Linked DNA regions of Homo sapiens: regions 1, 2, 3, 5 and 6 are each linked to region 4. Evidence: chromatin loops called from intact Hi-C (ENCODE). Cell type or tissue: endothelial cell of umbilical vein. All regions are shown on one strand.

Region 1 (5,000 bases), 170 kb after region 4:
CCACTCCACTCCAGCCTGGGTGACAGATCAAGACTCCATCTAAAAAATAATAATAATAAAGAAAAAGAAGGAGGCCGGGTATGGTGGCTCACACCTGTAATCCCAGCACTTTGGGAGGGCAAGGTGGGAGTATCCCTTGAGCCCAGGAGTTCAAGACCAGCCTGGGCAACATGGCAAAACCCTGTCTCTACCAAAAATTCAAAAGAAATTAGCTGGGTATGGTGGTGCGCACCTGTAAGTCCCAGCTACTTGAAAGAATGAGGCAGGAGGATTCTTTGAGCCCAGGTGTTCAAGGCTACAGTGAGCTATGATCACACCACTGCATGCCAGTCCAGGTGAAAGAGTGGGACCCTGTCTCTATTTACAAAATTAAGTTGTGACTAAATGTTGCCATGAACTCACAAGTTCTATTTTTGGAAAAGTTATGAAAGGAAGACAAACCCCTCTCCCTGCTTCTGCCAACCTTTGCTGAACATTAGCCCAGCTGTCTCCAGAGGTGCCGTGCCTGTGCCGTGGGCAAAACCCATCAGGGACCACTTGCAGCCAGCTCTGAGCTCAGAGCCATGAAGACTACGTAGGAGCTTGAAAACGTGATGGGTAATGTCTGGATATTGCTTTGCATTTTATTTGCTAGGGAATTAAGGGAACATGAATCCTGCTAATCATTCTCCATCACTTCCATTCTTCAGTCTCTATCTCATTGCAATTAAGACAATCAAAGTGCGTCCCTGCCCAAGAAGGCAGGCAAACACAATTTAGGTAGCCCTTAAATTTTTATTATGTAATATTAAAGGAAGTTAGGGTTACTAATTGTTCCAAAATGTATATTTTTCCACCTTGTATATAACTTTGATATTTTAGATGAAATTCCTAAAAACATAGCCTTATTTCGATGCCATAGATAAGTCCTTTATAACATTTTTTAATTTCAATAGCTTTAGGGGTACAAGTGGTTTCTGGTTACATGGATTAATTGTGGAATGGTGAAGTCTAGATGTTTAGTGCACAGGTCACCTGAATAGTGTACATTGTACCGAACAGATAGTTTTTCATCCCTCACGTGCCTTCAACGTCCCCCATCTGTCTCCAGTGTCCATCTGTATGATGCCATAGATAAATATTGCGATTAAAAATATGTGCTGCTGGCCGGGTGCAGTGGCTCATGCCTGTAATCCCAGCACTTTGGGAGGCTGAGATGGGTGGATCACCTAAGTTAAGGAGTTCAAGACCAGCCTGGCTAACATGGTGAAACCCAGTCTTTACTAAAAATACAAAAATTAGCCAGGCATGGTGGCAGGCACCTGTAATCCCAGCTACTCTGGAGGCTGAAGCAGGAGAATCGCTTGAACCCAGGAGGCAGAGGTTGCAGTGAGCTGAGATTGCACCAGTGCACTCCAGCCTGGGCAACAGAACAAGACTCTGTTTCAAAAAAAAAAAAAAAATGTTGCTATATTGTATGATTCCATTTACCTGAAATCCCCAGAACAGGCAATCCATAGAGACATTAAGTAGATTAGTACTTGTCAGAAGATGGGGGGAGGCTGGCAAGTGACTGAATGGGTATAAGGTTTCCTTTTGGTTTAATGTAAATATTCCAGAATTAGGTCATGGTGATGGTAGCACAACATTGTGAATATATTATACTAAAACGCACTGTATTTTACACTTTAAAATGGTTTAAGGTAACCCACTGATTTTTACACTTTAAAATGGTTTAAGGGCTGGCACAGTGACTCCAGCCTGCAATCCCAGCAGTTTGGGAGGCCAAGGCAGGCAGATTGCTTGGGCTCAGGAGTTGGAGACCAGCCTTGGCAACATGGCAAGGCCCCATCACTACAGAAAATACAAAAATTAGCCAGGCATGGTAGCACACACCTGTAGTCCCAGATAATCAGGAGGCTGAGGTGGGAGGATTGCTTGAACCCAGGAGGCGGAGGTTGCGGTGAGCCGAGATCGTGCCACTGTACTCCAGCCTGGGTGATGGAGTCAGATCATGTCAAAAAAGAAAGAAAAGAAAAGAAAAGGCAAGAAGGAAGGAAGGAAGGAAGGAAAGGAGGGAGGGAGGGAGGAAGGAAGGGAGGGAAGGAGGGAAAGACAAAGAAAAGAAAGAAAGAAAGAAAGAGAGAAAGAGAGAGAGAGAAAGAAAGAAAAGGAAGCAAGCAAGCAGGCAGAAAGCAAGGAAGCAGACAGGCTTAAAAGTGATTTGTATGTTATATGAGTTTTTTGTTTTGTTTTGCTTTTTGTCTTTTTGTTTGTTGTTTTGTTTTGTTTTTGTTTTTTGTTTTTTTGAGACATGGTCTCGCTCTCGCCCAGGCTGGAATGCAGTGGCACAGCTCACTGCAGCCTCGACCTCCTGAGCTCAAGTGATCCTCCCACCTCAGCCTCCCAAGTAGCTGGGACCATAGGTGCTCACCACCACGCGTAGATTTTTTTTTTTTTGAGACAAGGTCTCCCCATGTTGCCCAGGCTCCAGGGCTCAAGCGATTCTCCTCTCTCAGGCTTCCAAGGTGCTGGGATTACAGGCGTGAGCCACTGCCCCCTGCCTTGTGATTTTTATTATCTGTTATGCGCCAATATTTTAAATTTAGTATTGTCAAATGTAAGGGAAAATAGAAAGTATCAACTTATATAAATCTGCATAATAATGATGTTAAAAAATGACAAGTTGGCCAAAAGGAGAAATAAAGTGGAAAATGTGTAAGTTTGGGGCACCCATCTGCATCTGGAGACCTCTGTAGCCTGGATCACCGACCTTAAATTTCCAGCATGCTCATACTGCCACCTGGTGGCTGTAGACATTCAAAACAGGCAGCGTCCTGCATTTAGGACTTGTTTCCGTTTCTCACCAATTTCTTTTTCTCTCCAAGCTTGCCCTCTTCTGGTTACAAATGATATGCAAAATAAATTCCTTGACAAGGTTTGAAAACCCAAGTGGTTCAGTGTAGTAAGATCTACTAAGCTACCAAACAGCAACATAGGCTACTCCGCGCACACCGCGTATGGGGTAGCCCTGCTCCGCAAGGGACAGCAAAAAAATAAAAACCAAAAACAGAAACAAAAAGAAAAATAACCTAGCAATATTTTAAATTAAATAAGTGGCAAAGGTAGAATTTCAGGCACACCATTCATTTCTTTTTCTTTCTTTCTTTCTTTTTTTATTTTGAGACGGAGTGTCACTCTGTTGCCCAGGTTGGCGTGCAGTGGCACAATTTCTGCTCACTGCAACCCCCACCTCCGAGGTTCAGGTGATTCTCCTGCCTCAGCCTCCCAAGCATCTGGGATTACAGGTGTGAGCCACCACACCCAGCTAATTTTTGTATTTTTATTAGAGATGGGGTTTCCCCATGTTGGCCAGGCTGGTCTCAAACCCCTGACCTCAAGTGATCCGCCCACCTCGGCCTCCCAAAGTGCTGGGATTACAGGTGTGAGCCACTGTCCTGGGCCTGTTTTTTCAAATAAATATGAGCCTGCTTTGTGCCAGGCACTGTTCCAAATCCTAGGAATATAGCAGAAAATAAAACCAATAAAAATCTTTGCCTTCATGGAGCTTACATTCTTGCCGTGTAGGGCAGAACAGTAAAAATGAATGAACCAGCCAACACCTTGGCTCATACCTGTAGTCCTAGCACTTTGAGAGGCCAAGGCGGGCGGATCACCTGAGGTCAGGAGTTCCAGACCAGCCTGGCCAACATGGCGAAACTGCTTCTCTACTAAAAATACAAAAATTAGCCAGGCATGGTGGTGCAGGCCTATAGTCCCAGCCACTCAGGAGGCTGAGGTGGGAAGATCACTTGAATCTGGGAGGCAGAGGCTGCAATGAACTGAGATCATGCCACTGCACTCCAGCCTGGGCAACAGAGTGAGACTCTGTCTCAAAAACAAAACAAAACAAAACAAAAAAACAGTAATCCAGAGTTACACATATCAACATGAATGCATCTCATAACCTAAATGCTGTGGAGGGAAAGTTATATCAGAAAACATACTATAGTAAACCAGGTATATAAAATGTTTAAATGTGCAAAGCAACATTTTATATATGTGTACATATATACATACATATATATACATACACACACATACATAGATTGCTTAAGGTATATCCCATGAATACACAAGAGTTAAATGTTTAACAACTAGCTTTCTGAAAGAAAGAGGAAAAGAACACTAATTTGTAGATTTGTTGATTTTCATAGTATAAATACTATGCAGTTGATTGATGGATTGGTTGTCCTAATGACATCATCAGACATTATCACTCACTACCTAATGAGATCAAAAATTTGTTGAAATAAACCTACTATAGGGAGTGGGCTAAAATGATAGGATGTAGTGCTCAGAAAGTGGAATTCAGATGATGGCAATTATGGCAATGTAGGTGAGGAAGTGACTGTGGTGGAGAGTCGTACTCCCTGCAGGAGTGGAATACAAGGAACTGAGAGTCCAAGATGTTGGAAGGATCATCTGTGTGGATGATGAAGTCACCAAGGTTTAAGATGGTTTTAGTGTTGGAGAGAATGACAATGAAAGGAGTGAAAATCTGTAGATGACTGCAGTAAGGAGAGGTAGTGGGTGATAATGTCTGATGATGTAAAATTCAAAGTTAAGCTGGGCTTTTTTAAGGATTTGGGGAGGGAGAATTGTTTGCAAGCAGCAATAAGAAAGGAAAAAGACTCCCACTCCGCCTCCAAACCCAGTGGTATGAGAAAACACAGATGATCTGAGAGGGCTAAAGAGGAAGTAGTGCCTACAGAAAAGAGTCAGGGTTTCTCAATTTGGCCATTGCCATCTGGGTCTGATAATCCTTTGCTGTGAGGGGCCATCCTGTACATTGTCCTTGTAAGGTGTTTAACAGCATCCCTGGCCTCTACCCACTAGATGTCAGTAGCACCATCTCCAGTTGTGACAGCTAAAAATACCTCCAAACGTTGCCAAATGTCCTCTGGGGAGGTAGGAAAAATTGCTTCCAGGTGAGAATCTCTGAGCTACAGCAAGGTGAA
Region 2 (5,000 bases), 950 kb before region 4:
GGGAATCACTTGAACCCAGGAAGCAGAGACTGCAGTAAGACGAGATTGCGCCACTGCACTCCAGCCTGGTGACAGAGCAAGACTCCGTCTCAAAAAAAAAAAAAAAAAAAAAAAAAATTTATCTAATCAAGCTAGAAAAATTCTATGTTTTATCCTTACTTATCAGAGATTCTATCCACTGAAACTTATTATCAATTTGCCAGTAAAAATCCTTTAATATAAATAATCAAATTACAAACCAGTATATATAGAAAGCATGTAGCAAATACGGAGGACAGGAGTAAACCTAGCGTGGTTGCTTAAGTAAGTTCCACAGAACAAGTGACCTTCCAATTATATAAATGAATAAATATTGTATGGCAAATCAACAATTATCAGTTTGATTAGAATTCAACATACTGACATTTACTGACAACATACATTTAAATATTAAGATTTTGAAATTTACATATAAAATAAATTTTAGATCCAACTGTTTCACTAGAAACATAACCCAAAATTATAATCTTAGTCGATGGGAAAATTACAAATTTTCTATTTTGCAAAAAAGCCTTATGGGCATATATTTTATGAATAATAGGGCCAAAGTGATGATTTGAAATATTATATTACCTGTTATTACTGTAACTCTCAATCTGTAGTAATAACACTCCTTCCTTAGCTTATTATCCTAATAGTAACTCTTTCTTTGCACAATTTCCCCACAGTAGATTAAACCAATATTAAGAGAAAGCAAGCCTACTTCTTCCTTCTATATTATTTTCTTTTATGGTGTGCTATTTAGTTTATTACCAGCATAGAGGTAGCTCTGAAGTCAAGAAAGTACTTTTAAAATTGCCAACTCCTTTGATTAAGCCTCCAGAAATTTCTGATTCATAGAGCTGTTTTTTATTTCTGTCATCCTCTGCAACTGGGAAGAATAAATATAGTAGTTTCCATTCTTTCCCTTCTTTCCTATTTATTTATTTTTAATAGCCAATGAGTAGCCAATCCAGGTCTGGGGTCTTATTTTACATTGTTTTTAAAAATCTTTTCAGCTTTACTGAGGTACAACTGACAAACAGGAATTGTATATAAAGTGTACAACTTGATGTTTTCATGAATGTGTACAATGTGAATGATTACCTCGATCAAGCTATTAAACATATCCATCACCTCATATAGTTACCATTTCTTTCTTTTTAAATATATTTCTTTCTGTATGACTAAAAGATTTAAGACAGAATTCTATTAGATCAGACTAAGATTTATTTGGTCCAGTGCTATTTTTCTAAAACTATCATGGTCAGTGTTATGGCAGGATACAGTTGCCCTAAACATAACTCTTTTAACATCTTGACAAAGGCATTCTATCCTTTAGAAATGGCACATAAATTACTATTTCAAAATTCTCTGGACAAATAGTTTCAATTATGATACTGCTTCTTGATTAAGACAAACAAAAATCTTAACCAATTTGTTTTGTGTTGTAAACTATACTCACAAAATAAAGCACATGGTAGTATATATAATGTGGGTTTTAAATAATTTATATTATATTGCACCATGTGTTCATATGTCAGCCCCTTGCAACTAGGTACTAATCTGAATTACACTCACTTAAAGCTGTATATTCAGAGTTTATGCCACACTAAATGACATATAGCTACTTCACTTGGACTTCTCAAAAAGTATTTAAAACCTACCTGCATTTCTGGTTGTGAGATACATCATCTTTTTCTTTTTTTTGCTACTTATAGTTCCACAAAAAGGTCCTGAAGGATGATAAAACAAATATAACTTAAGCAGTATATCAGAATATGAAAAAATTGCCCTATAGTATTTTACAGGGGTGGGAGAATTATCTCCCCAATGTGGCATCCTAGGAAGCAAAAGAGGGTGGAGGTGAGTTAAGCCACTGAATTTTGATACTCTACCAGCAGGTGGCAGAACGGGATCAAAAAAGATTACTTATGAGCGAGAGAAAGCAGAGGGAGGGATTCATTCTAGACATATTTTAAATAAATGCATTTGCTTATTTAGACAAAAGAGACAAAGAAAGGTGGTCACAAAGGACTGCTTGTTACTTATTGTGTCGAGCTCATCACCTGAATTGTCCCAGTCTCTTCTAACAAATGCCTTTCTCTTCTCTTCCAGGAACTGGCTTGGAATGAGACCAGCGCTTCCTCCCTCTTTTACATGGCTAGCCTAGAATCAAATTAATGAATTGTACATCTCAGTGACCAAAATTTGAGACCATATTCTATTAAGTAAGACAAGCAGTGGTCAGTCAAAAAAGTCACATTTGCTCTTAAAAACAACCTTGAGATTTAAATCCATAGCATTGTCAGTTAAGATATTTAAACAATTCAGCACTGAAGAATCAATTGGCACCTAAAATTCTTCATATCTGTCATCTGGTAGTGAAATGTGGGGACCAAAATACAAATTAAATTGCTAAAACTTCTTATTTATGATACTAAGTTAGAAAAGGAAAATGCTATTCTAAATAAGATGTATTAACAGGACATTTTATCTAGCACCCTTTAGTAAGATATTTACTGTCAACCTTAATCCTACTATGTTGGTATTTCAGGCCAAACCAAATGAAAAGGAGATACTATGTGGAATATAAAGTGTAGATTTTAATTTATGCCACCAGGAGTCTGAATATCCCAAGAGTTTGTAAGTTTAAACTAGGCGAAACTTCACCTAATGTAAAACAGCTAACTTAAAATAAGCTCCAAAGAGAAATATTTTAAAATAGTGGCTGGAGAACTGGCTGTTAGTGGTTTATCTCACAAAGTTAGTATTTCTATCCTTACAACTAGCATAGAAAATCTAGTATAACTTTAAGCACTTAAAATCCTGAAAAACAGAATTAAAGTAACCAACTATCAAAATGCAGGGAGAAACTGAGAGAATGGTGACAGGTTAGAAGAGAAAACTAAGAGATCGTATTCATAGGAAAAAGAAAAAAAATGGAAAACTGGAATAATTCAATAAAGGAAACAGCCACAGAGAGATTTTTTAAATGAGGGATCTAAAAAAAGTTCAGGGGAAACCTCTTGAAATCATGGATTCTGTTTAATTTACCCATTTCTTAGCTGTCTCAACACATAGTGCACTTATACATAATGTTTTAAGTTAAATTTAAGGACACATAAGTAAGATTGTTCTCATTCTGTGATTTGTTTCTCCTTAGAAGTAGATCTATAATTTAGAGCTAATGTGAGTTACCAACATCTCAGTTAATTTTAGAATTTGGTGCTAAGTCCTGGATCCTTTCCTCTTACTCCTTGTTCTTTAGTAAAACTCTCATTTGCTTTGATAGTTTAAGGCATTTCAGACTTCCTGACCTGTCAGTTTTTCCAGTTCTGAATATTGTGGTTGTTAGCTAACATAAACCATTACAAAAACAGACTTATTACTGCTGCTAGGGGTTTCTGAAAGCTGCATTAGGAGAAGAAAAAAGAATACCATTAAACAGATCTTCTGAAAAAAGGAGGGAAAAATACAGTGATAATACACATCTCTTTCCATATACACAGATTTTAATCCAAAACCAAACAAAACTGATAGAGTGAACCTCCATTTCCCAATATCTGAGAAGAGGGGAGCAAATAGACATTAAGACCTTAAGAAATGATGCTTTACTTGCTATGAACGAACATGAGGGAGAGGAGACAAGAGACACACTTATTTCACAGTAAAAGTCTCCTACTTAAAATAAACAAAACCCAAGTTATCTTTTGAAAAGGGATGACCCAAGTGAGTTCTTCTTGGCCAATAGCATATTTTAATGCAATTACCCATGTGAAAAAAACCAATTGGTCTAATCCCTAAACCAATGGGTTAGTGCCACAGGCTGGTTAATTCTGCACTTATTAAGTTGCAAATTCCCTCCCAATTTGATCTTATGTCCACAAAATTAGTAGCCACGAAGCAGGAGCTGTTCATGTGGGAAAAATCATTGTAACAAATGCTAATATTCTTCCTGACTATTCAGATATTGATCAGATCTAAGATTAAAATTAGAAAAGTAGCTGAGGAACTTCTGAGAAGCATACTAACCTGCCACCAATTTGGATCTTCTCTATTTACAATCTGAAGAATCTCTCCTTTGGAAAACTTCAATCCTGCTTCTTTGCAAGGTATTAGGTTGTCATTGTATGGATTATAATCAAAATGACACTTCACAAATACCTAAAACACATAGCACAATTAAAAATACTATAGTTGTATCACTTGCCACTGAATTTAAAAAATCCTTGTCAAACCACTCTGATTTAATTGTAACTGACAATGTATTTAGTACTTCAGATAATGAACTTGTCTCTCATAAATGGAAATCAAGTTATTAGAATATTAACAGATTTTGGTATCAGAAAGATAATAAAACTTCTTCTCTACTTTAATATCTAACTTTAAATCAACAAGAGTTTGATAATCATTCTATCCCACCATTCTTCCACTTTTCTTCAATCTTTTCACTTGATTTTCCAACCAACACTGCATAATTTTTAATGCAAGTAAATGCTATGATCCAATTAACATCCTGAAATATAATATAGGTAGTTGATTTAAGGTATATATTTCAGATGTATTAGAACTCTGTGAAAAGGCCCTGAAACCAAAATTAAACAATAAAAGTTGATGTTGAAGTCAGATATGAAATATATTTGGTAGCCTTAAATACTTTTTTAATCATCTTGCTCTGATTTATATGCTCATCTTAAATTTAAATGATCAACATTAAATTCATTGTAAGACAAATACTGAAGAAGTCTCGAAACTATTTTCCATTTTAAATTCATTTGTGTATACACATTTCTTTTACATTTGCATTATTAATAAAAGTATGTCAGTTAACACTGTTAGTTATGATCTCCGAAATTTGGGCTATTTTGCTTATTTGCTTTAATTTAAATTCTAATTAAATTATGCATTTTTGGTATTTGATGGAAGGTTCAGACCAATTGCTGTCTTTCTTTCTTTCTTTTTTTTTTTTTTTTTTTTTT
Region 3 (5,000 bases), 630 kb after region 4:
AATTGCCTTGATCCCCAATTCCTGCCCGCAAGGCTCACAATCATATAAAGTAAGAAAATGAGGGATTTAAGCTGATAATTAGTTTTAAGTATTTAAGCCATGTTTTCCTTCAGTAAAATAGACAAAAACTACCATTTAGTGAGCACTTACTGTGCGCCAATCACTGTGTTACGTATTTTCTCTATATAGTCTCCCTTTACCTTCACATGCCCCTCTGAGCTTGGTGCTGATAATTTGGGATTTGTGAAAATTAAGAACATCTGCTCTTCAAAAGGCACTGTTAAGAGGACGAAAGGACGAACTACAGTGTGGGAGAAAATATTTCCAAATCACATACTGATAAAAGTCTTGTATCCAGAACATATAATGAACTCTCAACTCAGTAAGAAAAAAAAAACCATTTGGGGAAAATATGGGCCAAAGATTTGAGGAGATAATTCTCCAAAGAATATACATAGGTAGGAAAAAATCACATGAAAAGATGCTCAACATTTTTATTTATCAGGGGAATACAAATTAAAACCACAGTAAGATGCCACTTTACACCTGAAAGAATATCTAAACTTAAAACAGTTGACCATATCAAGTGGTGGTGAAAATATGGAAGCACTGGAGCTCTCATACACTGCCAAGTGGGAATGCAAAATGTACAACTACTTTGGAAAGCAGTTTGGCAGTTTCCTAACAATATGCCTCCGATATGAATTAGCTACTCCACTCCTAGGTATTGACCCAAAAGAAATGAAAGCATACGTCTTTACAAAGACCTGTATGTAAATGTTCAAACAGATTTATTTATAATACCCAAAAACTGAAAACAACCCACTATCCATTAGTAGGCAAAGGGATTTAAAAAAGGACTGTATCCATATAATGGAATATTCTGCAGCAATAAGAAGGAATGAACATACAACAAATGCATAAATATCAAGATAATTATGCTGAGTAGAATAATATAGACAAAAAGTACACATTGTATCATTCTATAAATGTACACATTTATAGAAAGTTCTAGAAGATGCAAACTAATATTTAGTGACAGAAAGCAATCAGTGGTTGCCTGGGACATGGGTTTAAGAAAAGGAGGAATAAGAAGATAGGATTAAAAAGATGTATGAAGCCAGGTGCAGTGGCTCACACCTGTAATCCCAGCACTTTAGGAGGCCGAGGCAGGTGGATCACTTGAGGCCAGGAGTTAGAGACCAGCCTAGCCAACATGGTGAAAACCCATTTCTACTAAATGTACAAAAATTAGCCAGGCGTGGTGGTGCTTGCCTGTAATCCTAGCTACTTGGGAGTCTGAAGCATGAGAATTACCTGGACTCGGGAGGCAGAGGTTGCAGTGAGCCGAGATTGTGCCACTGCACTTCAGCCTAGGCAATAGAGTGAGACTTTCTCTCTCAAAAACAAAAAAGGATAGAGAAAGCATTTTGGGATACGGATATGTTCATGATCTTGATTGTGGTGATGATTTAACGGGCGCAAAAATTATCTAATTGTACATTTTAAATATATGCAGTTTATTTTATGTCCATTATACCTCAATAAAATTGTTTTTTAAAAAACAACTATGAGGCCATGGAGGCTTTTGTACATTTGAGCAATAAATGTTATTTGAACTGCCTTAGTACTTTTAAAAGCACCTAAAGATTTAACAGATTTAAGCTGGTAACAAGCTTGGAGATATTGGGATCACTTTTTGTTTGTTTGTTTGTTTGTTTGAGACAGAGTCTTACTCTGTTGCCAGGCTGGAGTGCAGTGGCACAACATCGGCTCACTGCAACTTCCGCCTCCTGAGTTTAAACAATTCTCCTGCCTCAGCCTCCCGAGTAGCTGGGACTACAGATGGTGTGCCACCACGCCCAGCTAATTTTTGTATTTTTAGTAGAGACGGGGTTTCACCATGTTGGCCAGGCTGGTCTCGAACTCCCAACCTTGTGATTCACCTGCCTTGGGCTCCCAAAGTGCTGGGATTACAGGCTTGAGCACTGCGCTCGGCTGGGATCACTTTTTAAAAGGAGCTTTATATATATATATAAAATGACAATGGAATCCTAGGTTTTGGAAATCTTTATCAATATGACATACAAAAAAAAAAGACTTTTCAGTGTTATTATTTTTGAGACAGTGTCTCACTATGTCACCAGGAGTACAGTGCCACAATTATAGCTAACTATCTTCTGGGCTCGAGCAATCCTCCTGCCTCAGCCTCCTGAGTAGCTAGGACTAGAGGTGTGCACTGCCATGCCCAGCTAATTTTTCTTTTTTTGTTGTTTTTGTAGAGACAGGGTCTCACTATATTGCCCAGGCTGGTCTCGAACTCCTGGTCTCAAGCAATCCTCCCACCTCCTTGTTATTTTTAAAATTCTTAATGAGATTAGGCATGTTTTCATACATTTATTGACTATTTGTATTTTTTCTTCTGTGAATTGCCTGTTTATATTTTTGTTCATTTTTCTTTTGGATTTTTTTTTCTTATTGACTTGTAAGGATTTTTGGTTGAGGTAGATTTCAGACAAACTGAGTTGGAGATAATGTACATATAAAAATGTCCAGTAAGTCATTGAAGATGCAGGATGAGGTCTCCAAGGAAAATAAAACAAATGAGCAAAAGCAGATTATGAAATCAGAGCCCAAGGAAGAAACAGATCCAGTGGAGGCAAAGAAGTATTCAGAGTGACCTGGAAAAAACATGTCCTTATATGACCCTTACCAGTCACAGGTCCTTTTACTATCCAATTTAGCGTGCATGCTTGACTGCAGGAAGTCCGTCTTTTTTTTTTTTTTTTTTTTTTTTTTTTTTTTTTTTTTTTTTTTTTTTTCTGAGTTTTCCTTCCCAAGTATTTCCAAAAAGCCCCAGGGGTGCTGAAACATGTCCAGGTGTCTGTTCTTCTAGCTATTATTTTCCTCTTGGCAAACACCAAACTCAGTGCGCCCCCTTGGGGCTAAAGGGTTCCACAGAGCTACTCCCATGCTGTAACTCCAGAACCTGCTGCTCATGCACTGTTGAGTAAGACACCCAGTGACCTTCTGAAGCCCTGGTGTCAGAGGCATTTGAACCAGAGCACTGTGAGAGTATGTTTCCTTTTCTATGTCTGATTTGGCTCTATGTAAAGATAAGTTTGGTCATTTCTCTGAAGATCCAGGAAAATTCATAGATGAGTTTGAGAAATTAACTCTCACCTGTAGTTTAACTTGGCAGAATCAGCATGTTTTGTTGTTTCTGTGTTGTACAGTGGAAGAAAAACAACACCTTTTTTTTTTTTGAGGCAGAGTCTTGCTCTGTCATCAGTCTGGAGTGCAGTGGCACGATCTTGGCTCACCGCAACCTCTGCCTCCTGGATTCAAGCGATTCTCCTGCCTCAGCCTCCCGAGTAGCTGGGACTACAGGTGCGCACCACCATGCCCAGCTAATTTTTATATTTTTAGTAGAGACAAGGTTTCACCATGTTGGCCACGATGGTCTCGGTCTGTTGACCTGGTGATCTGCCTGCCTTGGCCTCCCAAAGTGCTGGGATTACAAATGTGAGCCGCCGTGCTCAGCCAAAACAACACATTTTGGGGACAGCTAGGACCCATGCAGATGAGGTATTGGCTCGTAACCCTAACCATAATATATATCAGGCAGGAGGTATAGCAGTTCCAGATCAAGATCCAGGGTGGAACTATCAAAGGTGCAGTGACGACTTGGGGAGTAGAGATAATATGGTCTCTTGTTTGTTGGAAGGGATAAAGAAATGTATGAAAAAGCCTGTTAACTATGAAAAGGTTAAGGAAGTTTCACAGGGCAAAGACGAGAATCTAGCTTTGTTTCAAGGGGGTTTAGTTGAGGCAATCAGGAAATATACTAACACTGATCCTGCCTCAAGGGAAGGACAAACCCTTTGGGAGTACACTTTATATTCCAGTTTGCCCCTGATATCCACAGGAAACTGCAAAAAGCAGCTATGGGTCCCCAAACTCCTATTGAACAGGTTTTGTGTTGTTTTTTTTTAAGACGGATTTTCACTCTTGTTGCCCAGGCTGGAGTGCAATGGCATGAGCTCGGCTCACTGAAACCTCTGCATGCTGGGTTCAAGTGATTCTCCTGCCTCAGCCTCCCAAGTAGCTGGAATTACAGGTATGCGCCACCATGCCCAGCTAATTTTTTTGTATTTGTAGTAGAGATGGGGTTTCACCATGTTGCAGGCTGGTCTCGAACTCCTGACCTCAGGTGATCCACCCACCTTGGCCTCCCAAAGTGCTGGGATTACAGGCATGAGCCACTGTGCCTAACCTAGAACAGCTTTTGGATATGGCATTTTAAATTTCTAATAACAAGGACAAAGTAGAGGAAGCAGAAAGAGCAAGAAGGACCTCCCACAAGGTGCAGCTCTTGGTTGCAGCCTTAAGCTCACCTCCCACATGGAGTTGCCCTCCTGGCTCTTGGACTGAACAAGGGAAGCTGAAAGGTAGGAAACCCAAAGCTGGATGTCCAAGTCACTGTGCCTTAGGCATGAATCAGTGTGCACACTGTAAGAAAACTGGCCACTGGAAGAAGGATTGCCCAGTGTTCTGAAGGGAGCCATCAGCACCTGAACCAATGATGGCAGAAATAGCCAGGCAAGCCCAAGAGTGATGGGGCCTCAGACCTTCTGCCACAGCTTCTGTTGGACAGCTAGCCATATCTCTGGAGGAGCCTCGGTAACTCTTGATGTGGCAGGTAAGAATATTAACTTCCTTCTAGAATGCGTACTCTGTTTTGACCCATTATAATGGGACTCTGTCACCCCAAAACTGTATAGTCATGGGGATAGATGGACAAGCTCATAGATGACATTTACCTATCCTGTAAGCTCCTCTTCAGGGACTGTGGTTTTCTCCTGAATGCCGCACCCCTTGTTGGGAAGGGGTTTGTTAACTCAGCTGAAAATACTAGTATCTTTTGGAAATCATAAAGCAGACAAGAAATTGCTCCTTCTCCTTTCCTTTGAATAAATATCAGGCTTTGTTGCTAAACA
Region 4 (5,000 bases):
ATAGGAGCTCTTTGTTTGTTTGTTTGTTTGGTGCAATCTCAGCTCACTGCAGTCTCAATCTCCTGGGCCCAGGCAATCTTCCCACCCTCAGCCTCCCACATAGCTGGGAACACAAGCATGCACCACCATGCCTGGCTAATTTTTTTTTTTTTTTTTGTAGCGACAAGGTCTTACTGTTGCCAAGGCTGGTCTCAAACTCCTGGGCTCAGGCGATCCTCTCACATAGGTCTCCCAAAGTGTTGGGATTACAGGCATGAGCCACCATGCCTGACCAGAAGCTTGTTCTTTCAAAGAAACAGGTGGAGTCAAATACGTCAGATTCCTTCAGCTGCCACTCATCCAATCTGAAGTGTTTGCTTATAAGTGGTTTATAAGGCAGAAGCCCACAGGGCAAAAAAAAATGGAGAATACACGTGAGCAGATTTTCATCCTAATCTGCCTACGCGTATTTCCAAATCTCTAGTCTTCTCTATGCCTATATCCCACCATAACCCCAACCAAATTTGCCAATTTGCTTATTGAAATAACCACTACATTCATTTATATACCATTAGTAGTTTTAATGTTTAATCTTTTCATGCGCATGTTTCCTGTTTTAAACGTTCTTCTACAAGAGCCTCAACTTCATGGTTTAACTCAGAGGTTGGCAAATTACAGCCGCCTGTTTTAGTAAATAAAGTTTACTGCATCACAGCTACACACACTCATTCACATTATGTCTATGGCTGCTTTGCACTATGTTGGCAGAATTGAATAGCTGCAAAACAAACTGTATGGCCTAAAAATGGTAAAATACTCATCATCTGATCCTTTACAAAAAAAAAACTGCTGACTCTTGAATTTGCTCCAAATTCAATCAACATATTCACAAATAAAGTAAACTGAAATCAAAGTCTAGAGCTGCACTAGTGAATACAATAGCCAATACCCACTTGAAATATGGCTAGTCTAAGGAGATATGCTGTAAGTCTAATATACACACTGGATTTCAAAGACAATATTAAAAAGGAAATATAAACTATCCTGTTCACATTTTTATGCTAATTATATTTTGAAACAATATTTTGGATATATTGAGTTAAATAAAATGTACTTATTAAAATGTCACCTGCTATTTTTAGTTTCTTCAATGTGGCTGCCAAAAATGTTTTAAAATTACTTACATGGCTCATATATTTCTACTAGACAGCACTAGTCTAGAAAATCTTTTTACACTGATAAATGATGTTTCTGTATAATAAGCTTAAATATAATTTATCATCCACCCTGGGACACTGTTGAGAGTGATGCAGTTGTCACTAATACAGAGACAATGGGCATGGAACCAGAACGTGTGAGCAACCTTTAGAGAATATGCATAAGCAGAAACAAATTTGCCAAATATATGTGCATAAGCAGACACACGAATTTGCCCCAAGTTTTCTATAACATCACCCTTCTACAATTTTTTTTTACATGCAGCCATGCCCCACATAGTGACATTGTGGTCAAAGAATGAACCACACACACTACAGTAGTCCCGTAAGATTATAATGAAGCTGAAAAATTCCTATTGCCTAGTGTAGTCCTAGCCATTGTAACATCATAGAACAATGCATTACTCACATATTTGTGGTGATGCTGGTGTAAACCTACCGTGCCCCAGTCTCACAAAAGCACAGCACATACAATTATGTACAGTACATAATACTTGGTAATGAAAATAACTATGTCACTGGTGTGTGTGTATATATATATTTTTTTTTACTATAATTTTTCTTATTTTAGTGTACTCCTACTTATTTAAAAAAGTTAACTGTACAGCCGCCTCAAGTCCTTCTGAAGGTATTCCAAAAGGGCATTTTTATTACAGAAGATGACAGCTCCATGCACATTACTGACCCTGAAGACCTTCTAGTAGGACAAGAAGCGGAAGTGAAAGACAGTGATATTGAAGATCTTGTCTTCGTTTTTAACCAAAAAGTTTTTAAAGTAAAAAAAAATTAAAAGTTTAAAAAGAGAAGAAAGCTTTAGAATAAGGACGTAAAGAATATTTTTGCACAGCTCTACAATGTTTGTTTTAAGCTGTGTTACTACAAATGAGTCAAAAGTTTATTAAAAGTTACAGTAAGCTAAGGTTTATTGAAGAAAAATATTTTTATAAATTTAGTGTAGCCTAAGTGTATGGTATTTATAAAGTATACAGTAGTGTACAGTAATGTCCCAGGACTTCACATTCCTCACTACTCACTCAATGACTCACCCAAAGCAATTTCTAATCCTGCAAGCTCCATTCATGGTGAGTGCCCTATACAGGTGTACCACTTTTTAATCTTTTATAATATGTTTTTACTGTACCTTCATGTTTAGATACATAAAGACTTAATATTGTGTTACAATTGTCTGCAGCATTCAGTACAGTAACATGAGGTACAGGTACACCACATGGCCTAGGTATGTGGTAGGCTATATCATCCAGGTTTCTCTAAGTACATTCTATGATGTTCATACAGCGACGCAGTTGCCTAATGATGCATTTCTCTGTATGTATCCCAGTCATTAAGTGATGCATGACTATATATTTAAGAACTCTGGGTTAATCATATTCTTCTAGAACTTTCTTCTCATATATTCTCCTTATTTCCCACATTACGAGTTCACCTCACCCCCCACCAAAAGGAGTTCCCATGCTGTAGGGAGTATAGAGAAACGTAATTTCTTTCCCTTCCGTATCATGTATAGTTTACAAAACCAAAAATTAGCAGGTCGTTCTGTGCATCAGAGGAATTTACCTTCTTAAATTGTGGAACACAGCCCTTCAGTGCTTGCTTTGTATTTAAAACTGAGTAACCTTACCTAACTGACACCCTCCCAACAGAAAATCAGAAATGTTTCATTCATGCTTCCAATTCTATAATGAGAAAAATACCACATCTCAAATTTAAGCCATTAGAAAAAACGACCGAGATTTTTAACTTATCCTCCTTCAAGAAACAATCTTATAAAAGACCCCTAGATGGGGCTATAACTTCACAAATACAACAGGCTCTCAGAATCCAGCAAAAGCAGCCTAGAATTGAGTGGAATTCTGAAATCACAATCTTGCCAATTTTCTTTTTTCAAACTTGGTGTATTATGGGCATAACACTTGACTCATAATGAGTCAAGTAACATCACAGCTGTCAACATTTGTCTCCTAATAATGCCTGGTGATAAATAATTCAATAAATATTAGGCAATGAGAATGACAAATGTATTTATTCCTGGGTTTTATTTTTGTTTTTGTTGGGGAGGAACTGGATTGGGGGAGGTGAGGGGGGATATCAACCAGTTTGCTATTTACCTGGGCCCAAAATGTTACTGCATCTTCTATGTGACTTCCAACCACATCTTCCACTAAAATCAAATCACAATACAAGGAAAATTAGAAATTAATCAGTATCATCTAGCTCTTACACCCCAAAATAATTTTTAGTGTCAGTACCTTTATCGTAATGTGTATCTTCATCCATTTGAACAATTCCTGAAAAACTAGAACAATACCTTAAATTAGATTACAATAATCCACCATTAATAATGAATGAAGACTAAACTACATCATGTTCAATTCTTACAAATGTTTTGTCCTAAATGCAGTTATCAAAATTCAAACTCTATATTAAAAATGAGCTCAATATTTCCTTCACTAACTAATTCTTTTGAGTATTTTGTAGTAGATGCAATTTTATCATATATAATCTCTATCCTTAAAATTATCTCTAGCCAAACTTTTACAAACTTATACTGAACTCATATACATTTTGATCACTTACATAAATCAATACTTTGAAACAATGTACATATTCTTTTTTTAGAAAATATCCTCCCATAAAAAGGACTTCCACAATGTAAACAAAGAGAAACATTACAAGTAATAGAACAAATGCTTTAAACTGGTAGTCTATTTTATGTAAAAGGCACGGTGGTTACTATTTTTGAAGATTCCGTGGGATTAAAGACTGCAAAAATACCTAAAATTTTGCCTATTACTTCAAAAATAATTTTAATTACATAATATTATACTTTATCAAATGCAAAAATATTCCAAAATAAATGTACACTATGTAATTTTATCTGTAATATACTAAAATACTGCACTTTCCATTCATAAGTGTTGAAGGAAAATTAAAACACAGATTTTTTATGGGTTTTTTTTTTTTTCCCCCCAAACGAAGTCTTGCTCTGTCGCTCAGGCTGGAGATCTTAGCTCACTGCAACCTCCACCCCCCGGGTTCAAGCAATTCTCCTGCCTCACCCTCCCAAGTAGCTGAGATTACCGGCGCGTGACACCACGTCCAGCTAATTTTTGTATTTTTAGTAGAGACGGGGTTTCACCATGTTGGCCAGGCTGGTCTTGAACTCCTGACCTTGTGATTTGCCCACCTCGGCCTCTCAAAGTGCCGGGATTACAGGCCTAAGCCACCGCAATTTTTTAAGAGCTTTAAAAGTTGTCTAGGAACACCACTATACTAAAGTTTCAAATGCTCTCTCATTATGAAAAGGAAAACATTAACTCCTCATCACAGAAAAATAAAATTTTAAAAATGGATTACTTTGTCACAACTTAATTTTTTAAAAAAATTTTTCGTAAGTGGCATGAAAATGTCTCCAAAGCAAGGGTTCTTTTCTACTGGTCAAAAAGCAGTTTTTAAATTCAACTGACTGAAAAGCTGTAATAACTTTTAGGGAGACTATATATTCCCACGGAAAGCATTAAGGCTTAAATTCAGTAAAAGTTAAAATTACTTTGGAAATCTCTCCACACACTCCAAGAAGCTACTTCTAGAGTAGTTTTTAAATCTTATTTTAAAATGACTTGCCCTGATTATGAAGGCACTGATGCCGTACCCACTTTCTGCAAACAGAGATCACAAAATAGTACGTCCAAATCTCCACTTCGTGATGAAAATTTGGAAGAAACGGGTACACGTAGCTCTCTGACACTTATTTTATAAGGGATTTTGAAACTTAAATGGCACAGA
Region 5 (5,000 bases), 1.4 Mb before region 4:
TTCAATTGACTTGATTAACTCTCCTTGACAGGTAGAGCTTTTTAAACCAAGCCACTTCATAAGTTGCTTGGTGCCCATCTTTGTCCTGATAGCCTTCTCTTACTCCAAAAACCACCTAGGGCCCATATCAATTAATTCAGGGCTCTCAGGAAGGTACTTTTCCTAGGAAGCAGTTGGTGGGCCTGACAGACCTTGTGGCTGGAATTTCTAATAAGGGTCTTACACAGGGCTTAAATTAAATGTTTATTTATGTTATCTGAAGAGTGAGTCTGAAGAATTTCATGACTATGTATAATTTATTTAATCCTGTTTAGTAAATTCTAGATATTTGTTTGAGCCTTAACACTGAGCTAGGGTATAAATATTCTATTCTGTGACTAGTATCTGTCAGTTATTTTGAGATTCTGGAAGAGTTTGTGAATCTTTCTCTTCACAGTCAGTTCCCTGCCTTTGACTAAAAAGCCAACTTTTTTTTGAAGTTAAACATTTTCCCCAGTGCATTGGAGAGCTATGGCACTTTGTTTTCAAATGATCATTCACCAGGACGATATGTTCTTTCCTCTCTCAGAATCATTCAGGACAGCGCTTTTACAAATATAAGCAATTTCAGGTTAGTCTGATTTGGCCTTTCAGTATTGCCTTATGTCTTTCTTAAAAATTTAACATGAATTTATTTATTTATCTATTTATTTTTCTAAAAGGTTTTTGAAATGGAGTCTTGCTCTGTTGCCCAGGCTGGAGTGCAGTGGTGCAATCTCTGCTCACTGCAACCTCCGCCTCCCCAGTTCAAGCAATCCTCCTGCCTCAGCCTCCCAACTAGCTGGGACTACAGGCATGCACCACCATGCCCAGCTAATTTTTTTTTTTTTTTTAGTGGAGATAGGGTTTTGCCATGTTGGCCAGGCTGGTCTCGAACTCCTAACCACAAGTGATCCACTTGCCTTGGCCTCCCCAAGTGCTGGGATTACAGGCATGAGCCACCGTGCCCCGCTAACATGAATTTTTAACATACATTTTGGCTGGGCAAGGTGGTTTACACCTGTAATCCCAGCTACTTAGGAGGCTGAGGTGGGAGGATCACTTGAGGCCAGGACTTTGAGACCCCCATCTCTAAAGATGAATAAATAAAAATACACATTTTGTATATTCTATCAATATTTTACATACATTATCTCAGTCTTCCTTACAGCCCTATGAAGTAAGTGTTTTTAGTGTTTTACAGATTAGAAAATTAGAGCTCAGGGGTCAGATGTGGTGGCTCATGCCTGTAATCCCAGAACTTTGGGAGGCTGAGATGGGTGGATCACTTGAGGCCAAGAATTTGAGACCAGCCTGGCTAACATGGTGAAACCCCGTCTCCACTAAAAATACAAAAATTAGCCAGGCATGGTGGCACGCACATGTAATCCCAGCTACTCGGGAGGCTGAGGCATGAGAATCGCTTGAACCTGGGAGGCGGGGGTTGCAGTGAGTGAAGATGGCACAACTGCACTCCAGCCTGGGCAACAGAGTGAGACTCCATATCAAAAATAAATAAATAAATGAAAAAGAAAATTAGAGCTCAGGAAGGTTAAGTAATTTGTCCAAGTGTGCACAACTGATGAGCACAGGAATGGAGGTTTCAAACCCAGGGCTGTCAAGGGCTATGGTCTTTACACTCACCTATGTTGAGTTATTTTCTAGGCTCTTTCGGAACACAGAGTATTATGTGGTGGATCACAGAAAAGTGAAACTGCCTCGCAGCTCTCTTCTTTCTTGCTCACCACCTCTCCCTCCCATAGTTGCATTACCTGTTGCAACTAACTGGATTCTCTTTGTTCCATCCATCCACCAATATCTACTACATATTTTGATGCTTAATACATAAAAATACCTATTGGAAGCCTAAAAATTACACAAATTTAAATTTAGATGATTTAATAACACATTATAAGGTCAGATATTATCTAGGAGCTCTGAAGGGAATAAATGAGGAAATTAAAAGTATAACAAAAATAAAAAAATAAAAAAGTGTTCTTGAGAGTAGGGTGAAAGAAAAAATCAGGGATCTTAAGAACTTCATATTATTCTCAGTTTTTCCTGGAGCTGGCTCTGTATACACGTGATTCTGAGGGTGACAGCAGCTTTTAAAAACTGGTAGCCAAAATTCTAACACTTCGCATAAAATAAAAATGCATTGAAAAATACCCCTTGGCAAATCAGGGCGACCTGGCATTGCTTGGCCTCATAGTGAACACAAGAGGGCGCTGAACTCCACAGTGATGCACAGGCCACAAGTAGCGTGGCAGCATGTATACAAATAAGCAGCATGTATACAAATAGTTGTTTTCAAGCGATATTTCTTAAAAGTTATACCAAGTGTTAAAAAGACTTATAGCTTCTCTCCTAGTTATATCTACCTCTAGTTTAGTAGATATCCATCTCAGTTAATTTTATGATTTTATGTGCCTGGAAAATTTGCCAGAGACCAGATTGAAGGTCTTTTTTTTTTTTGTCTTTTTTTTTTCTTGAGACAGTCTCCCTCTGTCACCTAGGTTGGAATGCAGTGGTGCGATCTTGACTCACTGCAACCTCCACCTCCCGGGCCTCAGCCTCCCGAGTAGCTGGGATTACAAGCGTATGCCACCATGCTTGGCTAATTTTTTTTGGATTTTTAGTAGAGATGGGGTTTCACCATGTTGACCAGACTGGTCTCAAACTCCTGACCTCAAGTGATCCACCCTCCTCGGCCTCCCAAAGTGCTGGAATTACAGGCGTGAGCCACCACACCCGGCCGGTCTTAACATTTCTGAAGAAATCAAAAAAAGGTTGGTGAGGCATGGGAGCATAGAAAGAAATGTTGCAGAAGCATCAGTAGGGACCATGCAAGCTTTCTTGGCGAAGGAGGAGCCTTAGCAATGACTTCAAATATTGCAATTCCATAAGAAGACCTGCACCGTCTTAGCTGGAGACCATTAACTTCCCTAAAACCATTAACTCTTCACATCAGCCAACCCCTATGCTCTGGTTCCATACTCACAAAGCAACCTCTGACAATTATTTAGCTTCTCGTGGGTGTCTGTGTCCAGGGATGGAGTGCTCAAGAACAAAACAAACATTAAAAATTCTCATTTCCCATGGCAAAACAAAACAAAAATGGGAATATTATAAATAAGTACTGTCCGGGTGCAGTGGCTCACGCCTGTAATCCCAGTACTTTGGGAGGCCGAGGCAGGCGGATCACCTGAGGTCAGGAGTTCGAGACCAGGCTGGCCAACATGGTAAAACCCCATCTCTACTAAAAATGCAAAAATTAGCTGGGTGTGGTAGCTGGTGCCCGTAATCCGAGCTACTTGGGAGGCTGAGGCAGGAGAATTGCTTGAACCCGGGAGGTGGAGGTTGCAGTGAGCCGAGATTGCACCACTGCACTCCAGCCTGGGGGAAAAGAGCGAGACTTCGTCTCAAAAATAAATAAATAAATAAATAAATAAATACATAAAACTACATTTGGTAGCAGTTATATTTCTTATTTTGGGAGAGTCAAAGGACAAAGAAGATTTTTAAATGATACCCAGATTTTAAATCTGTGTGTCAGAGAAAACCACTAATAGAAATAGGAAAGAGTTGGGGGACAATGGGAATTAAGGTTTTGCCATGAATATGAGGTGCAGGTGGCAACTATCAACGAGCCGTCGGAAATGAGATATTGGTACTTAGGAGAGATAGGGAGGAAGATACCTGTTTAGGTCTCATTGGCACGGAAAGATTATTGCATGGATGGGATTACTGGGGAGGAGCGTGGAGAAAGAAGAAATGAGGCCTGAGGGGCCAGGCGCAGCGGCTCACGCCTGTAATCCCAGCATTTTGGGAGGCCGAGGTGGGCGGATCACTTGAGGCCAGGAGTTCATGACCAGCCTGGCCAACATGGTGAAACCTCATCTCTACTAAAAATACAAAAAAATTAGTTGGGCATGGTGGCATGCACCTGTAATCCCAGCTACTCGGGAGGCTGAGGCAGGAGAATCGCTTGAACCCAGGAGGCGGAGGTTGCAGTGAGCTGAGATTGCACCACTGCACTCCAGCCTGGGTGACAGAGCAAGACTCTGTCTCAAAAAAAAAAAAAAAAAAAAAAAAAGTCCGGGCACGGTGGCTGACGCCTGTAATCCCAGCACTTTGGGAGGCTGAGGGGGTGGATCACCCAAGGTCAGGAGTTCAAGTCCAGCCTGACCAACATGGTGAAACCCCGTCTCTACTAAAAATACAAAAATTAGCTGGGCATGGTGGCGGGTGCCTGTAATCCCAGCCACTCAGGAGGCTGAGGCCGGAGAATTGCTCGAACCCAGGTGGCAGAGGTTGCAGTGAGCCAAAATTGCGCCATTGCACTCCAGCCTGGGTGACAAGAGCGAAACTCCATCTCAAAAAAAAAAAAAAAAGAAAGAAAGAAAGAAATGAAAAAAGAAATGAGGCCCAAGGACAGTTTTAGGGAGCTAGGAAATAAAACCCAAGAAAGGCAATGACAGGATAGGGAGGATAGATGTCATTTGGAAAAGGAAAGAGTAAGAGAGTAGTATCAAATGCTGCAGAAAAAAACAAAAAGGACAAGGACTGGATTTTTCCATTTAAAAATCACCAATGACATTCGAGAGGACAAGTTTCAACAGATACGTTGGGTTAGAAGTTAAATATTAACCAGTTAACCCGTAGGTGGCCCTGGAACATCTTGTCATATCAGGAGCAAGAAAACCCTCATCTTGGAAGTCAACTTGAAAAGGATAACACTGGCCAAAGATGGGTTAATATGAGTGTCAATAAGGATAGTAATGGTATTAGTTCTCTATTGCTGCTGTAAAAAATTGCCACAATTTAGTGGCTTAAAACAACACAAAGTGGCACTTCTATAGGTTAGAAATCCAACCCATGTCTCACTGAGCTCACATCAAAATGTCAGCAGGGCTGTGTTCCTTCCTGCAATTCTAGGGAAAAATCTGTTTCCTTGCCATTTTCCAGCTCCTAGAGGTTGT
Region 6 (5,000 bases), 58 kb after region 4:
ATCTCCCAACTTGGGGTGCCTTCATACCCCTGCCACGAGCAGGGCGTAGGGTCAGTGGCTTCTCTGAAGGGCAGAGGTATTTTTCTAAAGTAGAGACATACCTTTGCCATTGTTCATCCTCTTTACAAGGTATAACAAGGCATCAAAGGTAATGATTTGGGGTGAGTCTGACTCAGTTACATTGATAACAAGGTCAGCAATAGAATGAGGAAAGAAGAAAGGGCAATAGAAGAGATAAAAGAGAGTTAAACTTTTCTTAACCTTAGTTTGAGGGGGTTTTCTCTTGGATAATGGGCCATGACTTCGGGGATGGCAGTGCTTTCTTGACTTGGGTGGGATGGGTCCATCTTTTCTTGCTGTTTGGACTCAGTTTTAGTGGTTAGAAGCATCAGGCCGGCTCCTTAGGTTGGTGTTGATGTACTGGGAACTCTAGGGGTGGCGCCTGTACTGGAAAATTTTCAGTTTTGAGGGAAGAGAAAGCGGAAGATAAACCAAGTATGTAGGAATGTTGGCAGTGGATTGTTTTGAAAAGTAGTTTGGATTTTTACTAGGGTAATAGGAAGACAGAAGACATTTGATCTATGGCAACCAAGTCTCTAGATTTGTTTGGCTAAGGGTATAAATTCCTATACACGAATAAACTTTGACTGTGCTATACGTAGCTTGGGGTCTTTAATGGGTAACATTTTTTTGAGTTCCCTTTAGCGCCTACAGGAGAAACAGCAGCCTATCTGGCTTATCTGATTTGCTAGGTTATTTTAAAAGACAGGTTTTCTGGTGCTTGGAGACATGGACAATAGACACTTGGGTGATTAACTCCTCATGAACAAGGCTTTGACTTTTACTATTAATTTAGTCTGAAATTTTCTAAATGTATGAGTCACTGTAAAGGTGTATTTAGAATTAGTATAGCTGGTTCTTTCCTGGTCCTGCAGGTACTTTAAAGCTTGACTAAGTGCATACAACTTATACATTTGAATAGACTTTTATTAAACACTTAGACTTTATTTTTCTAGTAACTTCTTTATTAATTACTGAACACCTGTTGCATTCTTTTTCCCTTAATCATTCCTGAAGAGGGTTTCTCCCAAGTTTGGCCGGACGTTTATAATTAGTTAAATCTAAACATGTGTGCTTTCTTTTTAGATTTGGATCTCTTGTTAAGAAACTTGCCACGTTAGGTGAATTATCAGTAGTTAATGTTAAACCATCCTTTTTAACAGAATAGCCTTATATACATGTAATACTTTTCTGGTGGTACATTTTAATATAAGTGACTTTAAAGAATTAAAAGTTCTTTTCTGGTGGATATTTTCACTTTAACATTGGCCTGACCACAATAAATGCTAGTGGATATATCAGCTGAAAGATTATCTACTACTTACTTAGGAAACTTAGCTGCGGGGATGCCTAGCTGCTTGGAGCCACGGCTGAGGCCCCGTATTACTTGGCCCCGGCAAAAGTAAGGTAGATGTTCCGTAATGTAGTCTGCTCGGGGCATAGGTTGCGGCCTGGCGCGCGTGTCCTGCATAGCCGCCGTCAATATGATGCCGAGACCCTGGACCAGCCGCGGGGCAGGAACATGAGCTTTGCCTGCCGCGGGGGCGCATTATAGGCTGGACGACACCGACAACATGTTGCGGCAGATCCTTGATGTTGGTAGCCCGGCAAAAACCACCTGGTGAATTAGGAACTTGGAGTCCTTTCAGAGAGGGGGACTTAGGCTGGGCCTGATAGGAAGGGTTGGGGGTATTAGGTGGGGGACTAGGGGTATTAGGTGGTGGATGATCTAGGGGATCCTGTGTGCTGTTTTCTTTGCCAGATCCCCTGAGCCCCTTCCTTCACTGTCTTTACAGTAGGGGCAGGTGCATAAGGGAAAAGGAAGGACAGGTCTTTGCTTCCAACAAAGAGCATAGTCCAGTTCTTCTTGAGAAACTGGGCTTTTATTATTTACATGTTGAATTAAAAGTTGACATAGCATCCCCTCAGTCGACCCAAACTTTGGCCAGAAGATTGAGGGATTGAGGATAGGTCTTTGAATCCAAATAGAACAGCAGTATTTTATCATTTGTTGCCTTTTCTTATGGTCTTTCATTATCTTCCCAACATTTTAGCATGAGATCTAGGGGCTATCAGGTGGCATATTTTTGTTACTATTCTTATCTTTTTTCATGGGATCTAGGGGGCTATCAGGTGGTATATCTTTGTCACTATTCTTATCCTTTTTGCTTGTAATATTTCCCATATTGGGTCTTGGCTAGCCGCAATCCCTCATATTAGGAATTTCTTGCCTAGCGGGGGGCTTGCTGTGGCTCAACCCCTCATATTAGGGATTTCTTACCTATTTGGGGGGTTCCTTGTGGCTCAACCCCTCATATTAGGGGATCTCTTGCCTATCCTTCACTGGAAGCTTTACTAAGGCTCAATTCTAACATATTAGAAATGTCTTGCCTATCCTTTAGCCCCACCTGCTGGATGCTCCTTGCATCCTTCTTTCACTTCATCTGCTCTGGCCAGGAACTTCCCTCAAGGGAATATTTCAGGTCCCTCTCAGCATTAATGGCAGGTCAGTATAAACCCCTGACAGGACTCCCTAAGCTGTATGAGGTGACCATGGAACCAGAGATTGGACTCACTCTGCACAGTAGTGCTTGTTACCATTCACACACTTTCATCCTCCAGAATGCCCTGACAACCATCCCGACCACCAAGGAAGTACTTTGTTGCCCCTGCAACGTTTCCTACCTTGGTCTGTGCACAGTTTACCTGGTCACTGTGGAATTGCAAGCCTCTCCTCCCCGCGTTGCTGGGAGTCCAGGTTTATTCATCACAATGGGTGGCTCTTGATCTCCCATCCCTGAGGCCACTGCAACAGGGCAGTGGAATGCATCTCCCCTGGGTAGGGTGACCAAAGACCCCTTCCCAAAGATGAATGGGGATCCTGGACGAGCCCCTAGAATTGCTGGATATAAAAATGCTCTAGGAATAAATGCTTGGTGCCGCAAAGTGAAACCAGCACTCAGACAAAAGTTGTCTCAGCAAGGCAATTTACTTCTGCAGAAGGGTGCCACTCACATCAATCAAGATCGCAAGAGCACACCAATGGAGAGCAGCAGGTTTTATTCCTGACACATAGTCCCTACTTCTGAGCCACTCCCCCATGGGCTGGGGCTGGACCGCATAATCTGAGCTGACCCGATTGGCTACTTGCAAATATTTTTCTAAATACACAAGAGAAGGGGGATGTGAGGTACAGTGGTGGAGCGTGTGAGACGTGCAGTTTTGGGGCAACAATGAGTACAGGTAACCAAGGGAACAGATGTGAGGTATTGATTAGAGCTGACGGGAAGGGGGTAGGCTGCTTATAGTAACTAGGGGCAAGGAAGAACAAGAAAGGTGAGTTTGAAAACAAAGGACAAGGAATTTAGCAGGCTAAATCTTTGAAGAGAAACTCAGAAATTCACTGTATCTTACAGAGAAATACAGAAAATAGAATTTAATAGAAAGCAAGAAAGGGAAAAAATGAAAGCATAAACAAGGATTGTGATATTGTGATTTATAATAAGAAATATATATTTGGTTTTCACCCCATCCTGTTTCTTGACACACAGCTCCAAAAACCCTTGCAATCTCTGAAGTAGTGTCTTTTTCTATGGTAAAGTTAATAGATGGGGGGTTTGGTTGCCAGGCAAGCCAACTATGTGATTAGAGGGTTGGGACTTTCAGCCTCACCTTCCCCACCTCCAGAGAGATGAGAGGGGATGAGGGTTGAGTTGATTACCAATGGCCAACGACATAATTAATCATGCCTACTTAATGAGGCCCTCACAAAAACCCAAAAGGACGGGGTTTGGAGAGCTTCAAAATTGCTGAACAAGTGGAGGTTCCTGGAGTGTGGTGCACCTGGAGAGGGCATGGAAGCTCTCTACCCCTTCCCACATACCATTGCCCTGTGTATCTCTTCCATCTGGCTGTTCATTTGTATATTTTTAAATATCCTTTTAGGAAATGGGTAAATGTAAGTGAAGTGTTACCTTCTGTTCTGGGGGCAACCCCAGCAAATTAAACCCAAAAAGACGGTCATGGGAACCCCCAGTTTATAGCCAATTGGTCACTGATTGGCACCTGAAATGGCACTGTATGGGATGAAGCCTTTAACCTGTGGGACCTGACATTATGTCCTGGTAGATCATGTCAGAACTGAACTGAATTACAGACACCCAACTGGTGTCTGCTGAAGAACTGCTTGGTGTGGGGAGAAATCACCCTCCCACATTTTGGTCACAGAATTGTTCTGTGTTGTATATGTGTAGTAACAGAAAAAGCTGTTTGTTTTCCTACATCAAACAAGGATAGGCCAGGCTCAGTGACTCACGCCTGTAATCCTAGCACTTTGGGAGGCCAAGGTGGGTGGATCACCTGAGGTCAGGAGTTCAAGACCAGCCTGGCCAACATGGCAACACCCCGTCTCTACTAAAAATACAAAAATTAGCCAGGCGTGGTGGCGGGCAACTATAATCCCAGCTACTTGGGAGGCTGAGGCAGGAGAATCACTTGAACCTGGGGGATGGAGGCTGCAGTAAGCCAAGATCAGGCCACTTCACTCCAGCCTGGGCAAAAGAGCAAAACACCATCTCAAAAAAAAAAAAACAAGAATAAAGAGCACAAAATAAGACAAGTAAATGAAAACGTATCAGTAATCACAACAAAGGTAAATAGATTAAGCTCACCAATTAAAAGAAAAAGAGTCTCAGATTGAAGAAATTAAAACATCTGAACATAGGCTATTGACACATCTAAAACACACAGGGGGAAAAAATTCAAAGGAAAAGGATGGGAAAAAAAAAAACAAGCAAATATTAACCAAAAGAAATAACAATTGTATTTTGAGATAGTATAATGGTATTCTGAGACAATTATTTTAGTATCAGACAAAATACACTTTTAAGAAAAAAAATCCTTATTATGGACAAAAAAAGTTACAACATGAGGATAAAAAT

What was found. Peaks named below come from ENCODE experiments on the same cell type or tissue, not always from the same donor. Only the 100,000 strongest peaks of a DNase experiment are listed, where the experiment ranks them.
Region 1: a loop joins it to region 4, with 15 times the contacts of the local background. A loop is called at or near these places in 59 of 110 quality-filtered maps.
Region 2: it touches region 4 in a loop (5-fold over the local background); 7 of 110 quality-filtered maps call a loop at or near these places.
Region 3: a loop joins it to region 4, with 10 times the contacts of the local background. A loop is called at or near these places in 3 of 110 quality-filtered maps.
Region 5: a loop joins it to region 4, with 6 times the contacts of the local background. A loop is called at or near these places in 2 of 110 quality-filtered maps.
Region 6: a loop joins it to region 4, with 14 times the contacts of the local background. A loop is called at or near these places in 19 of 110 quality-filtered maps.

The regions. Positions count from the first base shown.
Region 1 is chr7:23,544,961-23,549,960 of GRCh38, reverse strand. No RefSeq gene overlaps it. Among named protein-coding and RNA genes, the nearest start is that of TRA2A, 15 kb to the right of the region's middle. RefSeq lists an enhancer at 4,947-4,996. In endothelial cell of umbilical vein, a CTCF peak has its summit at 2,798 (motif pointing left); a DNase peak (open chromatin) is centred at 2,800; H3K27me3 peaks cover 154 bases.
Region 2 is chr7:24,662,775-24,667,774 of GRCh38, reverse strand. PALS2 (protein associated with LIN7 2, MAGUK p55 family member) reads right to left here. Exons shown (of 12, transcript NM_001303037.2): 6 at 4,054-4,185; 7 at 2,088-2,187; 8 at 1,686-1,754. Among named protein-coding and RNA genes, the nearest start is that of PALS2, 92 kb to the right of the region's middle. In endothelial cell of umbilical vein, a CTCF peak has its summit at 1,914 (motif pointing right); a DNase peak (open chromatin) is centred at 1,954.
Region 3 is chr7:23,084,150-23,089,149 of GRCh38, reverse strand. All of the region lies in intron 1 of LOC105375186 (a long non-coding RNA gene), which reads left to right. Among named protein-coding and RNA genes, the nearest start is that of KLHL7-DT, 19 kb to the left of the region's middle. In endothelial cell of umbilical vein, a CTCF peak has its summit at 2,938 (motif pointing left); a DNase peak (open chromatin) is centred at 2,939; H3K27me3 peaks cover 160 bases.
Region 4 is chr7:23,710,609-23,715,608 of GRCh38, reverse strand. STK31 (serine/threonine kinase 31) reads right to left here. Exons shown (of 24, transcript NM_031414.5): 2 at 3,464-3,510; 3 at 3,323-3,375. Among named protein-coding and RNA genes, the nearest start is that of STK31, 2.9 kb to the right of the region's middle. In endothelial cell of umbilical vein, a CTCF peak has its summit at 2,992; a DNase peak (open chromatin) is centred at 3,028.
Region 5 is chr7:25,095,843-25,100,842 of GRCh38, reverse strand. No RefSeq gene overlaps it. Among named protein-coding and RNA genes, the nearest start is that of CYCS, 27 kb to the left of the region's middle. In endothelial cell of umbilical vein, a CTCF peak has its summit at 2,235 (motif pointing right); a DNase peak (open chromatin) is centred at 2,252.
Region 6 is chr7:23,652,183-23,657,182 of GRCh38, reverse strand. No RefSeq gene overlaps it. Among named protein-coding and RNA genes, the nearest start is that of FAM221A, 26 kb to the left of the region's middle. RefSeq lists an enhancer at 1,548-2,048. In endothelial cell of umbilical vein, a CTCF peak has its summit at 2,482 (motif pointing left); no DNase peak of the experiment used is centred here.